Regions from separate parts of the Homo sapiens genome. Here region 2 is linked to region 1. The links are chromatin loops, found by intact Hi-C in ENCODE. Cell type or tissue: Caco-2. All regions are shown on one strand. Each heading gives the region's core, and the rest is flanking DNA. Links, peaks and the distances in the headings are about the cores only. Region 1 has its middle 8.9 kb from the start of LINC02639. Region 2 has its middle 24 kb from the start of LINC02660.

Region 1 (2,917 bases), core at 140-2,639:
GTCTCACGTGGCTGGGACCCCATCCCAGAAAGCACTCACTACCCTCCAAAAGATTCTAGTATCACAAGAAATCCCACTGCCTCAGGTTTGGAAATTTCCAAACCTGAGAAAACTGAGAAATACCCACATAAGTACTTCCTACCACCAAACTGCCGGGATGCCAGCAAAAGGCTCCATATCGTCCCCATCGGGGTCCACAGCCTGCGCGTCAGCCGTGAGATTGGAAGAAGCTGGGGTTGATAAGCAGCCCTGTGGGAACCAGCTATAAACGCACACATGGAGACAGAGGAGCACACAGGAAAATGGAAGAACTTCACGGCCAGTTTATTTGTAACCAGAGCCAAAGCCTTGAGCCAGCCACGCCGGTCACCGGTCAGCTGCAGTCGGCCTCACTGCCCGGCAGGAGCTGTGGCCACCACGTCATGGAGGAGTGGGAGGGCAAGGGATGAAGAGGGGGAAGATGAGAATCAGAGCCAAATCCTCGTGGCTCCCCCAGGCTGTGAGGACGCATCCCTGTGGGTCAGTTCCAGGCCTGAGCATTCCCATGTGTGGGAATCACATGTTTATTAAAACGTCAAGTCACCCAGAACGCGTGTGTTTCTGTGCTTAGCTAGCACATTATAGACCGTGTGTTATGAGCCACGCGTGGACTCCAGACTCATCACCAAGGTGGTCTTAAGCACCAGGGTGGTGTCAGGCAAAGGTTTGGGAGTTTAGCCTTCTCTGAAACTCCTATTAGCACAAAGTCATTTACATAGGCTGATCGGGTTCAGGGGTGGTGACTTGGTATAATTTTCCTATCACTGTGTGATTCTATTCTATGCCTTTACGTTTTTTAACAGCCTCCGTTTCCCCACCTTACGGAGTGGAGTTTCTTGATCCCATTCCAGAAGGCGCTGTGGTTTGCACCTTTTCTACCATATCCACTCTGCATTCTTCAAACACTTTATTTAAGGCAAATTGATTCTCCCACTGCCGCCTCAGGTTAAGTCTGCTGAAGTCAAATTGCTCAGTCCAAATTCCAAGGTTTCTCCTAATCCTTTGCCACACACCCTGCAACTTTATCTCTCCCTGCGGCCAGAGGCTTCCTCATGACCTCACGGCTGGGGCATCTGCTCCTGGGCTTTGCTCAAATCCTTCCAGACGTGGGGCAACTGTGCAAGCAGGGAGTGGCCCTGTTTAGAGGGCCTCAGAATCAAATTTCCTTTCTCTAGTGATTGTCTGTCGGGTAGAGATTGAACACCAGCATGGTAATAGAATCCAGCCATAAAGGCATAAAATAATACAGCCTATTTAAATTATTTTATAGCTGGCCAATATCAATGTTACACACATATGCCAGTCATCAACATTTTTTTAAACTAAAGCTTTTTACCTTAGATAAGCCTCATCCTCCATTTCTACTAGATTCTTGTCATGCAGATAAGAATAAAATACTCAGCTTGTACCTAAACAGAGGTCATAAACAAAAATAACTGACGTTTTAACCAAACTGTCTTCTGAAAGATTGGAAATGTCTTATGAAAATATTATTGGGGGAGAAGAATGAGGTCTGTGGAACTGCATTTCAAACTCCTTCTTAAAATATTTTCAGCTTAGGCGAACAATGACAGTTTCTGCAAGAGTCCAGAATTGTAAAATTTACAAAAAAACTAAATATAAAAACTTGCAAATATCTAAATACAAAAATATCTAAATATAAAAAAATGGATGGCCATTTTGGATATTGTTCTTATATAAAATATTTAAATAATACAAAATTATAACCTGGATCCCAGGACCACAGGATAGATTTGTAGTCAATAAAGACTGCTGTGTGAGACATCGTTAGGCTTACAGTTTAGAAAGTTCCTCCTTCGATATACAAAAGCAACAATAGAATCATCTTTTCTTCTATTCATACACGGCGACAAATAGAATCTATTTTTTAAAATATTTGTTCTATGCACCACTTAGAGAAGGAGAATTAGCAGATCTAATTGATCCAACTTCAAATTCTGTACTTCACCAGCCAAGTGGCCCCAAAGAAGTCACTGAATTTCCCGGACTCAGTGTATTCTCTGCTGTCTCACAGGTAAACTGCCTGCTTAGACATCCGCACTGCTCTTGGAAGTCTTAGTGAAACAAAGAGGTTGAGAGCACCTTGAAAACATCACCCAGGAAACCTAAGGACCCTGTCGCATCCCACATTCATTCCTAAAAATCTTCACATCTCACCTAGAAAAATGAAATCAATGTTGGAAAGATGAACCAAAGCTCTGTGCTTTGAGATTTCAAGTGATGTTAAGACTTTCTTAATATAGGTTGGTATTAAGAAGAACTCAAGTGGGTCACAGACACAAGATTAATCTTCATGCCTGTTAGGAGCCTCCATTGTGATCTAATTTTGCCTCCAATTACATGGCAGTGTTTTATCAACAGAACACCTTTCTCTTCATCTAGACTGTTTCTCTTTGAAGATCAGAGGGCTGTGACTTTAGCTTTATTTACAGGTTTGGCCAACTATCTAATTAGTGAGTCTGATAATGTTTACATCATCACTTTGATAAAGAGGAGAAAAGAATAGCTGAATTTCCCAGAAACCAAGTATGATTAAAATAAAAATGTGTCACATTCCTCCTCTTTAAACAAAGGCCCAAGCAAAAGAAATGGTATTGATACCAAGAGGAGCAACGCCATGCCTGGCTGCAGGAAAAAAAAGCCATATATGATGCTGTGATTCCTACAACATGGTATGATTCTTTATTGAAATGTCAGTATTTATCTGTTAAAGTCTAAGTAATGGCATGACGAAGGGTCTTGTAATTTTTAATTCACACCAAACTTTCTGTTTATTTTAATTGGCCAAATGTAGATCAATAAACAGAACTGCTAGTCAAATGGGAGATGAAGAAGTAATTCCAATCATGTCATACCA
Region 2 (2,917 bases), core at 279-2,778, 63 kb before region 1:
GGGGTGTAGGGGATGGGAGTGAAGGGCGTTACTAACAATTCATTAAGAGCTGCTACTCCCAACATATATTAAGAGACAGAATTATTAGTATTTTTCTAAATTACAAATAAAATATATACATATCAATTGGTTCAAAATAACTACTTCAGTTGAGACCACTAATACTGTAGTGATGTTTTTAACCTTCCACAGCTTCAGTAAGGTCATCTCTGGGTACAGAAGTAAAAAGAAATTGTTTTTCCGATTTCAGTTAGTTCGAAATAACTGCTTCAATTGAGGCCACTAATACTGTAGTGATTTTTTTTTTATCTTCCACAGCTTAAGTAAGGTCAGCTCTGGGTACAGAAGTAAAAAGGAAATTTTTTTCTGGGCACAGTGGCTCACACCTATAATCCCAGGACTTTGGGCGGCTTTGGGAGGCCAAAGTGGGAGAATCACTTGAGCCCAGGAGTTCCAGCCTGGGCAACACAGCGAAACACTATCTCTACAAAAAAACATAAAATAAAATAAAGCTAGTTGGCCGGGTGTGGTGGCTCACACCTGTAATCCCAGCACTTTGGGAGGCTGTGGTGGGTGGATCACGCAGTCAGAAGTTCGAGACCAGCCTGGCCAACATAGTGAATCCCTGTCTCTACTACAAATACAAAAAATTAGCCAGGCATGGTGGGGTGCACCTATAGTCCCAGCTACTCAGGAGGCTGAGGCAGGAGAATCGCTTGAACCCAGGAGGGTAGAGGTTGTAGTGAACCGAGATCTCACCACTGCACTCCAGCCTGGGCAACAGAGCAAGACTCCATCTCAAAAATAAATAAATAAAATAAATAAAGTTAGTCGCACATGGTGGTGTGTGTCTGTGGTCCCAGCTACTTGGTAGGCTGAGGTAGGAGGCTCGCCTGAGCCTGGAGAGTTCAAGGCTACAGTGAGCCATGATCGCACCACTGCACCTCAGCCTGGATGACAGAGTGAGACCCTGTCTCAGGAAAAAAAAAAAAAAAGAAAGAAACAAACAAACAAAAGAAAATTTGGATATTTGCTCCTGATGTAAAAAAGAAACTCAGCATTTCAGATTGCAAATATACATTTATAATTGCAAAAATAATACAAAGGAATAATTTTAGGGAAAAATACAATACATATATGTATATATGAGACCAAAGGGAACGCCTCTGGTCTTATGTCTGGGTAACTATGACATGAAGATAAGTGGCCTCCAAAACAGCTCTCTGCCCTGTGCTCTGACTCAATCATTCATTTAAGTTACACGAGTTTATGGAGAGATCAATGTGCCAGGCCCAATGATAAGCACAGCACAGAAGCTACAAACCAGGCCTTCAGGACCTTGTCCTCCGGGGGCTGTCCTCAGCTCCCTGTCTGACCCCTGCAGGTAAGGATCTCCTGATTTGGTTAATTCCTTGAGGAATGTCCCCTGAGGTTAAGAACAATGTGTATCCTCAGTGAGTAGCAGAGTGCCTTTGTACACAATGCCCATGTGATGAATTAGGTGAGTTAATAACATGAGGGGCTGGAACGAAGGAGGAACGGAATGCCTTGAGAAGTTTTAGAAAACTAGTTTGTGTCTGGGGCACCCTAAGCCTTGGAGGAAGCTGTGACTCAGTCCCAGAGCAGCGGTGATAGTAACTAACCCCAGACACTGACGTGCCAGGCTCCGTTTTGCCAGGAAATTCCCCTTAGTGAGAAGGACGGGTTTGTTCTCATTTATGGCTTTCTCCACCTCTCTTGAATGAACAGGAGTCTCAGGAAATGTCTGGGAACCGGAGACTATGGAAAATAAAATTTTTAAAATGTGAAACACAGCAAAGTTTTTTTTTTCTTTGTTTTGAGACAGAGTCTCGCTCTGTCTCCCAGGCTGGGGTGCAGTGGCCTCATCTCACCTCACTGCAGCCTCCATCTCCCAGGTTCAAGCGATTCTCGTGCTTCAGCCTCCCAAGTAGCTGGGACTACAAGGCATGAACCACGATGCCCGGCTAATTTTCTGTATTTTTAGTAGAGATGCGGTTTCCACATGTTGGCTGGGCTGAGTCTTGAACTCCTGGCCCCAAGCCCACTTTGGCTTCCCAAAGTGCTGGGATTACAAGTGTGAGCCGCCGCACCTGCCCAGCTCACAGCAAAGCTTTTTGAGAATGTGATAATAATCTGGTAATAATGGCTCTTCACCAAGTAACTAAGGTATTTCACAGCTTTCCTGGCTTAACCAGTTAGGTTAAGGAAAAGAGAAGCCCCCAAGGTGAGGTGAGGCCTCCTGGAATTAGGGCTGGAATCCACTGATAAGTAAGGGTCTGAGTCTGCCTACCCAATTTTACATTCGCTGGTAAAGACTGGAGTCCTTTTATTCCCTAATTATGTGGCTCATGGATCATCTATTTAGATCTACATAGATCCTTCAGGATCTATTTTTATCTATCATCTGTTGCTGGAATTTGTTGTTAAATGAACTGACTGTACTTTATGTTTCATCACCCCTTGCACACACTCACAGGCGTCCATCTCTGCGCGGTTAATCTGAGCCAGGAGTTCCCTGTGACGTCAGTAATAACTGACCTATTTATCTGTGTCCCGGGCTGCTGATCTCAAAGTAGAGGTTTAAAGGAAAGAACACCAGAAATCATTACCTTCTTGCCTGTATAATTAGTAATAGGAAAAACCCAGAAAGAGACAGAGAGAAAGGGGGGAAAAAATCCTCTGAGAACCCTGGTATATGTGGCCGGCTAATTCAAAAAAGTCCCAGGGTAAGTTGGAAAACGCGTTCTTTAAGACCAGATCAAGGTCTCTGCTCGTCATCAGGAAATATGATTTGTGCTAACACAGGCCTTCCGTTAAAAACCTCCCGGGCAAGTTAGCTAAGGACAGCAGGTCTGACCTATGAGTTAACCAAAACATTACCTCATCTGCAAAGAAC

Evidence for each region. A loop is a pair of places that touch in the nucleus more often than their neighbours do. Peaks named below come from ENCODE experiments on the same cell type or tissue, not always from the same donor. Only the 100,000 strongest peaks of a DNase experiment are listed, where the experiment ranks them.
Region 2: a loop joins it to region 1, with 6 times the contacts of the local background. A loop is called at or near these places in 20 of 110 quality-filtered maps.

Annotation. Positions count from the first base shown.
Region 1 is chr10:3,823,599-3,826,515 of GRCh38, reverse strand. No RefSeq gene overlaps it. Among named protein-coding and RNA genes, the nearest start is that of LINC02639, 8.9 kb to the left of the region's middle. In Caco-2, for the core only: no CTCF peak of the experiment used is centred there; DNase peaks (open chromatin) are centred at 398 and 1,095.
Region 2 is chr10:3,886,758-3,889,674 of GRCh38, reverse strand. No RefSeq gene overlaps it. Among named protein-coding and RNA genes, the nearest start is that of LINC02660, 24 kb to the left of the region's middle. In Caco-2, for the core only: no CTCF peak of the experiment used is centred there; DNase peaks (open chromatin) are centred at 1,354 and 2,534.